Linked DNA regions of Homo sapiens: all the other regions are linked to region 3. The links are chromatin contacts, found by Hi-C or POLR2A ChIA-PET in ENCODE. All regions are on one chromosome and are shown on one strand. The core of a region is the stretch at or near the end of the contact, and the rest is flanking DNA. Distances in the headings are between cores, read along the strand shown. Region 1 has its middle 40 kb from the start of LINC00703. Region 2 has its middle 4.0 kb from the start of MIR6078. Region 3 has its middle 110 kb from the start of LINC00702.

Region 1 (3,530 bases), core at 737-3,236, 210 kb after region 3:
TCACTCTGTGCACAGTAATTCCGGTGCTGCTTCAGATTGCATTTTAATAATGAGTTACCGCAATGCGATTCCACCCCGTACCCACTAGGGTGGCTATAGTAACTATTTTTTTTTTAATGAACATAACAAGTATTGCTGGAAATGAGGAAAAACTGGAACCCTCACACATTGCTGGTGGGAAAGGACTATGGTGAAACCACTGTATCCACTGTGAAAAAACGGTTGTTGGTTTCTCAGAAAGCTAAAGGTAGAATTACCCTATGACGAAGCAATTCCACCCCAAGGTATATACCCCCCAAAACTGAAAACAGGTGTTCAAACAAAAGCTTGTGTATGAATAATCATAGCGACATTATTCATAATAGCCAAAAGGTAGAAATAAACCAAATACCCATCCACGATTGAATGGATAAACCCAACATGGTCCACCCATACAATGGAATATGATTTAGGCATAAAAAGGAGAAAAACACTAACATGCGCTCCCACATGGATGAACTTGGAAAACGTCATGCTAAGTAAACAAAGCCACACACCATCTGACTCCATTTAGATAAAATCGCGGGAATAGGCAAATCCACACAGACAGAAAGCAAATTGAGAGTTGCTAGAGTCTGCAGAGAGGAGAGAATGGGGAGTGACAGCTTAATGTGTGTGGGGTTTCCTTCCGGAGGGATGAAAACATTCAGGAACCAGAGAGTGATGACATTGGTGCGGCACTGTGCTTGTACTACATGGCTCTGAGTTGTTCAAATTAAATGGTTAAGATGGTAAATTTTTGTATGAATTTTAATAAAGTATTAGTTGGTTGCTTTTTAAAATTGCTTGACCATTTATGTCTTTATAAAGTAAGGAATATGTTTCTTTTAATAGGGCTCAAAAACTAAAGATTCTGAAACAGTCTCTAGATAACCTTGTAACTGCTGCTTAGACTACGAGGTAGTAATCTGACAAATTTCTAAATTACATATGACTTTTAAATTGTTTTTAAAAAATTATTGTATAGTTGGTAAGCTCCTATTTGGAAACAAGGGAATAATGAATTCTTAAAAGAGCAAGATTCTAGAGATTTTCTGTGAGAATCAGAGGATAAAACACTTTTATTAGAGTCAATGAAGCCATGTGCCCCTAAATATTTTATTTTCAAATTTAAAGTGTATGATTGATTGTCCAAGCTGATAATCAGCACCAACCCTCTCTTGTTTTCCTCGTGTATAATTTATATCCTATTATTTTGAAGAAAGACCCAAGGCAACTGTGCTATCCACATGTGTACATTGAGCCGCAGTCTTCCAGCTGTGCAGTTTCCGGAGCATTAAAAGAGTTATTCTCTCTTAAAACACAGGCTCACATGCCTGAAGTCCCACTCTTAGAAAATGATTTGATTTCTCCTTTCATCCAGGATCCTCTGATAAAGTGCCACTAATGACTCCTGGAGACAGCAGAGCAATGGGGCCCAGGCCAACTGCGTCTTCAGAGTCTGCACTTGTGACAGAAGGGGGCATCTATGTGGAAACCTCAGCATCTTCTCAGTGCATCTATTCCACAGCTGATCTGGGCCAGCTTGAGATTCCCTCTCTCACAGCACCCTCCACCCACCTCACGGAGGAGGCAAAACTATCTCTCAACTTTCAGTGTGAGAGTCTGAAAATGGGGAAGCTTTAAGAAAGACAGGTTTTTTTTTTGTCTGTTTGTTTGTCTGTTTTGTTTTTTCCTTAAAGCCCAAGGCTACCATGTTTATTTCTGGCTTTGGGTTTCTTTCTTGAAAAAAACCCTTTGATAGAAAGCACACCTTGAGTGACCTGCGCACCTCTCCTTTGACACAGATCCATTTTGTTTGGGGAAGTTGCATGGGAGGCAGAGTTGAAGCTGCTGCAGAGGTTTGTATTTCAACAGATCATTCCAGCTATCCACGCTCAGCGCCAGGGAATATGGAGACTATAACATAGTATGTGGCTGACGCAAGTTGCCTACATAACTCAGACGAGAGCTCCACACCCTGGGGCTGTGCCTCGCCACTTCTGTGGAAAACATTCTTCAGAGCTCTTTGGAACAGGATGACTCACATCAGGGGGTATTTTTAGGAATCTGTGAACTTGCATTTAGCTTAGAGATGCAAGATCCATCCAGAGGAGCTCTGAGCCATTACACACGGGCTGTTTTGAATGTTGTAATTCAACCACGGTTTCTTGGTCTACGATTGAATCATCCTCCAGTTAAGCATCAGAAGAAAACAGAAAAAGACTGTTGCTACAGCAGGGCATTTGATAACATGCTAAGGAAATCAGTGCCGGCAGCGGCCCCATGTATATTTTTACAGAAGAGCACCTGCTTGTTCCCAGCTCATCTTGCAATACTTGCTTAAATTTTGCAAATTCACTCCTAGAAATTTGTTGGATTGCATTAAAATATCAACACTGAAATTAGAGGCAGGTGTAGTCAAATGCATTAAAATGCCACTCTAAGCAAGGTCAGCTATACATAGTGCTCATTTATTTGCAGCTTACCTTTCAAACCACTGGAGAGAGGGGCAAATTGGAACAGCAGGTGCGGCCTGTGGAAGCTTTAAGCAGCATGAGACAGTTTCCCCCTGGAAGGTTGGGACCTCCCAGATACGTGTGTGTATATTTGTGTGTGTTATGTATGCATGTGTGTTGTATGTGTTTAAGTGTGTGTGGTTTTTTAATTTTTGTTTGTATGTATGTGCATTTGTTGTGTGTGTGTGTTTGTATGTGTGTAGTTTAGTTACTAAATAATCAGTTCCAGGTAAGAACAAATCAGTCCATCCATCAACCAATGAACAGATGAGTTGTAGGCAGACCTTTCAATGCTGAGAAATAGAATCTTTGTTTCAGTGTCAGGATAAGGAAATTCTGCTGTCAAATGTCCAGAGAATAAGGGTTAGCATTATTTGGGCTTGGAGGCAAGAATTTCTCATCTTCCAGTAATGATCAAAACCTGAACAAATCTAATAATATGTAAATGTCCAAAAAAAGAAAGAAAGGAAGAAGGAAGGGAGGAAGGAAGAAAGAAAGGAAGGAAGGAAGGAAGGCAGTGAGGGAGGGAGGGGCAAAAATGGTGAAGTTTATGAATTAAAGGAAAAAGGAAAGATTTTAGTCAACTTAAATATCGTATTTCTTTCACAGCTGAAGTTTTCTTCGTACATGTTTACGTTTTTTTTTTTCTTCCCTGCCTGATATTTTGATTATTTTTGCTGCTGGTTTGCCAGTATGTAAAATTTTCTCACTGACTGTCCCTTGCCAGAACATGGAAGTCTGTGTTGATTGTTACACTACCTGGGTTGACCAGGGTTTAACGTAAATTCATGAACTTAACAGTGGATTCTTCTCCAAGTGGAGCTGTGATGACTAAGAGCACTCCCAGTTGACTTCCATTTCACAAACTTTCCCCCTTTCACTTCAGTATTATTAAAACAGATGGTGCCTTTCCAGTCCAGCAGGGAACTACAAAAACCAATTTTAGAGAGTAAATTGGAAAGTTGATGTTTCCTTTTAAACAAACAAAGGAGA
Region 2 (3,560 bases), core at 839-3,338, 140 kb before region 3:
TCTATGTTTACGCCACTGAGGGAGCAGTAGAAGACAGAATGCTCGAACACGGTTCCACTTTGGAACCCGCCTCCCCTGCCATGTCGGGGATGTATTGGAAATTCATCACACAATGAAAGAACAGCGATGTGACTGCAGTGCGACACCTGCCTCTCAGGACACGGCAGACGGCGAGGTCAGCCCTGCCCAAGCTGTTTGGAATTCATTCCGCTCTGAGCTTCCTCAACTTTCACCCTGTTCTCACCTCCAGCGAAGCTGCCATTAGCTTTCCTTCTTCCCAAGCATGTTCTGTCCCTTTCTCTGGGGTTGGGAAGTAATCAGGTATTTTGGGCTTGTAAAATCTCCTGCTGGGTTGTCAGCATAGGAGCCAGAAAAATAAAAGAACATGCCGAGCAATGTGAAGAAAAAGACAAGATTTAATTACCCCTTCTGCTTGCTTATTTCAGAAGGTATTGGAAGCTAGTACCTCTGTGCATAATACGAAGCCAATTTAGTATCGTAACGTCTGCTTAAGCAAATTACAATAAGTGAAGAATATATGGCAATCAGGAATAAAATGTTCCTGGGGGCTGTCTTTGATGGACGTTTTAGAAGAATGCCACTAAAACCAAAATATATCTGAAGCCTGGTTGGCAGGCATCACGAATAATGTGGTTTGCTGGTCAGGTAAGTTCATAAATCTCCATAACCAAGATGCTCTATCCTTCCCCTTAAATTATCCCACCATAGCTATAAATCAGTAGCAACTATTGACCTGAATCAGGGAAGCACAGTTTGCAGAACCTACTTCGTTGCCAATCAAGGATGGCTGAGTCACCTTCCACACAGGGCAACAGCTTTGGGGAGCTCTTGTCTTGGACAGATCCCCATTCCTTTGGAGATGCTGTTGGTCCAGACCAGAGAAAAGTGGGTGTTTATGTAGTGTTGAAGAACACAGTAATAATTACCCTTTATTTCCTCCACACCAAGAATTCAAAAATATCTTAAATCATTTTCACTCGACATCCTCCCTGCCCCTGAACACAAAACAAAACTCTTCTAACAAAACGTAGCACTGTTTCAATGGCTAGTGTTATGGTTTGCTTCTGTGGCCCCACCCAAATTTTGTCTCAAATTGTAATCTCCACGTGTTAAAGGAGGTACCTGTAATCCTTACCTGTAGAAGGAAGGAGGTGATTGGCGGTTCCCCCATGCAGTTCTCATGATAGTGAGTGAGTTCTCATGAGATCCCTGATGGTTTTAGAAGTGTTGCAGAGTTCTTCCTTTACACACACTCTCTCTCACCATGTAAGATGCAACTGCTTCCCCTTCCACCATAATTATAAGTTTCCTGAGGCCTCTCCAGTCACGCAGAACTGCAAGTCAATTAAACATCTTTCCTTTACAAATGACCCAGTCTCGGGTATTTCTTTATAGCAGTGTGAAAACGGACTAATGCACTAGCATGAGAATAAGGACCGAGGCATATCCATTACACCGTCTAAAGGTAAAGTTTCCCCCAGAACTGTGTTCAGAACATTGCTTTTTTTGTTTCCTTTATTCCTGGTTGTTTTCTCTTTGGTCTCTAGACCCTGTAATATTTCACTGTGACTTCTATCAGTGCATTTGCAATGAAATTTTATTACAACCAAAGCATAATGTCTCCCGCCATTTGCTTCAGGAGAATTCGATTAATCATTTATTCTAAAACTGAAACTGAACATGAAACAGTGAGGATGTAGGGAAGGGATTTAGAATGAGAAGTGGCCATCGTTAAGGCCTGTGGCAGAATTGCTTCATGAAGTACACAGAATGTTTTTATTTGTATTTTTTTTTTTGTTACTTTAAGTTCTGGGATACATGTGCAGAAAGTGCAGGTTTGTTACATAGGTAAACATGTGCCATGGTGGTTTGCTTCACCTATCAACCCATCATCTAGGTTTTAAGCCCCACATGCATTAGGTATTTGTCCTAATGCTCTCCCTCCCTTTACCCCCCAGCCCCTGACAGGTCCCGGTGTATGATGTTCCCCTCCCTGTGTCCATGTGTTCTCATTGTTCAACTCCCACTTATGAGTAATAACATGCGGTATTTGGTTTTCTGTTCCTGTATTAGTTTGCTGAGGAGGATGGTTTCCAGCTTTATCCATGTCCCTGCAAAGGAAGTGAACTCATCACAGAATGTTTCTTAAAGAGCAGACTTAGAAATCAGAGAATTAGAGGAATTTAGGAGTGGGAAGGAAAAGGAATTCTCCCTAGGTACCAAATGAGAAGGGCAGAGCACGCTGGACCTGGAGCCATATTTCCCACAGTGCTAAATCCTGGATTGGGCAAAAGCAGTGGAGGAGACCTCAGGCAGAAGGTTGAAGAATGACTTAATTATAGTAAGCGGTCAGCTATAATTTGGGGACAGAACAAATGAAAACAGGTTGAAGACAGAGCCTGAAGGTTTCAGGTTAGAGATGTGTTTCAAGGCAATGTGTGGGTCGTTAGGGAGGTTGTAGAATCACATCTGACTCAATCTCTATTGGCTTCCCCCGTTTTCTGAACTGCTGTAGCACTTTCTATATGTATTGCTCTTTTTAATCATATATTCAATTTTGTCTGGCACTTAAATATTTTCGGTATGTGTTTCTCCTACTGTCATATAAAATTGGCTTGTGGCCTGGAAGAGTTATGTAATTTTTTGGACAGAGCTCAGTACCCAGTCATCCATTCCATCCTTGCTAAACCTCTGCGAAGTAAGCAGAACAGGTATTTTTATTTCCAATTTTTGGATAAAAATATATATACTGAATTGAGCCAAGTGGCCAGTAAAGAGAGAGGAGGACTTGACCAGGTCCTGGTTGCCCTAAAAAAATGCTGCATCTTCTAGTCCATGCTGCTGATCTCTTGACAAGCTTGGAGTAAATGCTTGCTGGGAATAGAATGGATCAATGCAAAAAAATTCCTACATAATACAGATTTGATGAGTGAAGACAAATTAGTTTTTTTGCTAACCCTATCGGTCTTTTAATATTTCATTTGAGATCTGAGATTTAAATATGTAATTTTTAAAATCATGCCTATTTTCTTGAGGACATCTGCCAACATTTCCTCAATTTGTAGCTCCCTTTAAAGTTCTGAAGATGGTAATTAAATATATATAATACAGAGAATAAAAATAAGAACCTAATCTGGCCCTATGAAATTAGAACTGGAAATGTTTTGTCGAGTTGATATAGCTGCCAATGAGTTATTGCTCCCTGTGGAATTTTTTAAAATTCTTTTTTAAAAATTTTAAAGTGCAATTTTAAATACCTTAGTAAATTTGCTTGTACCTCTTCCCCAGAGAGATTATAATTTAATGTAACGGCATCCACTCTCGTGACATTCTTGGGCAAAGAATATGAACGTTCTTTTTAAATATAATTGCTGTACTTTTAGGTATGAACTTTAATTCACACATTTCTTTCCCTCTAGGTTTTTTTTTTTTTATTTCAGATCCACTGCACAGTCATTTCTTCAATAACATGTACTTTTGTCATTGTCACTTTCTATTTCTTTTCTCTTAATCACTTTCGATCTTCCTTTCTTGATTCT
Region 3 (3,332 bases), core at 34-2,533:
AACGGAGTTACCTATGTCTCAAAGGTTCAGAGCCTGGCTGGTGTGGCAAATTTCCAAATTTACACAGGTACAAAACAAACCACACTCGCTAAGCTCCCTCACAATGGTTGCTATCAGACCCCTCAAAGCTCTGATTTGCAACCCAGACCACTACCATTCTGATAGCTTTACAAACATTCTTTTCTGATAAACAATGGCAGACTTGAAGGCAGCTTCAGCAGCTTATAGAGGCTGTGCACAAACTGTTTTTGTTTCCTGCAGTTCATCTGTTGACATAAAGGGCTAATCCCACCTCATTTTAATGCTGAAACCCTGCCCCAAAGTGAACACGGGATGTATGTTACATACACATTCACCCATTGCACATGCGTTCCACTCTCCTCTTAAATATGTATAGCTTTTCCCCCAAACTTGCAGACCATGTGTGAGTCTATTGTGTAATAAGACCCCATGAGGCATAAAACCAACCCCTTCCTTCCTTCCTCAAAGAGAGAGCACCTTTGCCTCATTCTACGTAGTTCCTGCTGGAGTCTCCTGTGGTTGTGGTTGGGTCGTCTAAATTACTACAAAGAGCAAAAAAGCTCTGACATAAAAATGGTCTCTTATTTTCTTAATCTTTGTGTTTCTCAGGTGCACTGTTGTGAAGAGACCTCAGCATACGTGTCCAGAGCAGTTAGTAAACATTTAGTGAAAATCCATAAAGAATTTGTAAATGCTCTCTCTATAAATCCCTACCTGGACTCTTTCATTTTTTCCCCCAGTTTCCAGTAAGAGTACAAAGTTATGATTTTTACACGAAGATTTGTTTTCATCCCCTATTACTGTACCTTATGACATCCTGGCAAATAATAACAATAAGAAATGGGAACGATAACAGTAATTCTACTTTTGAAACACCTTTTGTCTGTAAACATATATACACTTTCTGTAAGTGTCAAGGGATATATTTAATCATGATACTAATCCCCGAGAACTTTGTGTTTTGTCTCAAAATTCAAATAGACACAGGGCCCTTTGTTTGGACTTAGTTGGTTGCACAACGCTTCCAAAGTTAGCGTGTACTGTGAAGTCAACTGGGATTTTCAAGACATTTTTATGTACACTAAATATGTCTTAACATGATCTTAATGAAAGATGTAATAATTGACTGGCAGATGGAAGAGGCAGCAAGAAAATTGTAGTTTAGTAAAATAAAGTTTCACATTACTATATCAATATTAGGTTTTACACTAAAAGGAAAGCTAAATTTAGGAGCTTTATTACATACTAGCATTGACATGAGTCATTTCCTCTCCATTAAAGCAACCAAAACCCCAACTTCCTATCTTAGGCTATAATCTGCACCAGCCAGCAGATTTCAGATCTCAATTCTGCATGTTTGAGTTCCTCAAAAAAAAAAAAAAAAAAAAAAAAAAATCTCAGTTTAAGTTTGTACTTTCAGTGGAATTTTAAATAATTCCAAGAATGAGAATAGCTAACATCAAGCATCAGATATTAGTCAGAACAGTTTCACTTTGAGCAATAAAATTAGATCTCAGTTGAAATTTGCAGATACTGGGAAAGGAAAAGTGAAGTACTTACATCTTCACAAAATAAAATGACTTGTATCAAATTGAGCACACCCACTAACACAGACACTCACAGACACACACAGCGAGACAACACAGAGATACAGATGACACACACACACTCACAGACATATACAGCGAGACAACACAGAGATAGAGGACACACAGACACACTCGCAGACACACATGGAGATAGAGACAGAGGCACAGACACAGACATACACCAACACAGACACAAGCAGAAACACAGACACAGACACACACACACACACAAGGAGATGCACAGAGACACAGACACACACACACACACCAACACAGACACAAGCAGATGCAGAGACACAGACACACACACATAGACACACACCAACACAGACACACAGAGACACAGGCACATATACACACACCAACATAGACACAAGCAGATACAGAGACACACACACACACGCACAGACACCAACACAGATACAAGGAGATACACAGAGACACAGGCACACACACACACAGACACACCAACACAGGCACAAGCAGATACACAGAGACACAGGCATACACAGAGACACACCAACACAGACACATGCAGATTGTGTGAGACAGACACACGTGCACACAAACTTCACCAACACGCACACACCCAATAATGATAAATGCTTCTCCACTTCTGTGTTTTGGTGACACTAATAATCTTGTACTTTCTTTGACACAGTAGCCCATTTTCTGTTCAAAAGCAACAGAAAAATATGTCATCTAGTTTACTGTTTTTAGAATTGTAGGATATTTTTGTTTCAGCCTCAATAAAATTACTTCTAAGTCCTTCTAAGTTTTGAGTGTCTTCTAATTTCTTCATTCCTCTAATGAAAGGTCCGGTCATGTGTAGATATCACCCCTGTGGGGACCCCCTCACATTGCACCTGACCTTGGCTGTGCTGCTGTCTGCCTGTGGATGGAGTGGATTGACAACGGTGGCATTCACATGATGAGAAAAATGCTCCTGGGGCCGCGCTCCTGGCGAATGGCTTTGGAAATCAACAAAACACAGTCCCACTTTTGTCTGTGACCAGTCTTCATGGCATATCAGTTAGAGTGGTGTGCTAAATTTTGAGACCAGGTGGACAGAAGTGAGTTAAATGTTTTCAAGTGATCAATAAAGACAAATACCTTTATTGGGTACTCATCTCAAGCTCTAGGAATGGAAAAATACAAAGATGCGTAGTCCGTATTACTCCTTCAAGGAGTTTAATAATTAATTGAACATAAAATTCCTATATATGTGTATAAATACATATATTTTAATACCTACACAATGAAAACATCATTGTGTAGCAAGTAGTCCTGTAGGAAGGTTAAAACCTTGTTTTCATCCTTATCTTATTTTTCTCACCTCTCGTAATCCAAACTATTGAAGGACATTGTTGAAGCGAGTAACAAGGACTAAAGGACCAGAAGGTCACAAAAAAGAATGCATCACTGAAGAAATAAAAAACTAAATAAATGACTCAACTTTTTCTCACAAAGCTAGTCAATAAATTCAATGTTTTAAATGTGACCTGTGGACACCATTTAGACAGGTTTAGAAATATTGTATGTTGTTGAATCTGAGTCTGAATGGATTCAATGACCTTGTGAAGGAAACAATGACCCCTATTTTGTCTAGTGAAACATGTAGCATTTACAAGCAGAACCTACTCCAATTAAAATAGAACTAAAATTAAATTACTTAAGCATCCAGCATACTAAAAAAACTAAAATCATCATTTTACTCACAAG

What was found. Hi-C counts contacts between places; a loop is a spot of excess contacts on that map. ChIA-PET counts read pairs that join two places held with the same protein, here RNA polymerase II (POLR2A). Pooled maps may share reads with other maps.
Region 1: a pooled map shows a loop between it and region 3 (5-fold over the local background). The contact joins two enhancer-like sites. A Hi-C loop is called at or near these places in 4 of 168 maps with a recorded cell type or tissue (B cell, CD14-positive monocyte and endothelial cell of umbilical vein), 9 of 37 single-sample maps with no recorded cell type and 14 of 50 pooled maps. POLR2A ChIA-PET finds 5 or more read pairs at or near these places in 6 of 52 experiments (AG04450, B cell, BJ and 3 more).
Region 2: a pooled map shows a loop between it and region 3 (3-fold over the local background). The contact joins two enhancer-like sites. A Hi-C loop is called at or near these places in 8 of 50 pooled maps. POLR2A ChIA-PET finds 5 or more read pairs at or near these places in 3 of 52 experiments (AG04450, GM12878 and HEK293).

The regions. Positions count from the first base shown.
Region 1 is chr10:4,342,650-4,346,179 of GRCh38, forward strand. No RefSeq gene overlaps it. Among named protein-coding and RNA genes, the nearest start is that of LINC00703, 40 kb to the right of the region's middle. RefSeq lists an enhancer at 1,430-2,629. Within about 2 kb of position 1,987, at least 20 of the 41 ENCODE cell types and tissues checked have a DNase peak (open chromatin) inside an H3K27ac peak, as active enhancers do.
Region 2 is chr10:3,993,348-3,996,907 of GRCh38, forward strand. No RefSeq gene overlaps it. Among named protein-coding and RNA genes, the nearest start is that of MIR6078, 4.0 kb to the left of the region's middle. RefSeq lists an enhancer at 1-184. Within about 2 kb of position 2,089, at least 2 of the 41 ENCODE cell types and tissues checked have a DNase peak (open chromatin) inside an H3K27ac peak, as active enhancers do.
Region 3 is chr10:4,130,433-4,133,764 of GRCh38, forward strand. No RefSeq gene overlaps it. Among named protein-coding and RNA genes, the nearest start is that of LINC00702, 110 kb to the right of the region's middle. Within about 2 kb of position 1,284, at least 8 of the 41 ENCODE cell types and tissues checked have a DNase peak (open chromatin) inside an H3K27ac peak, as active enhancers do.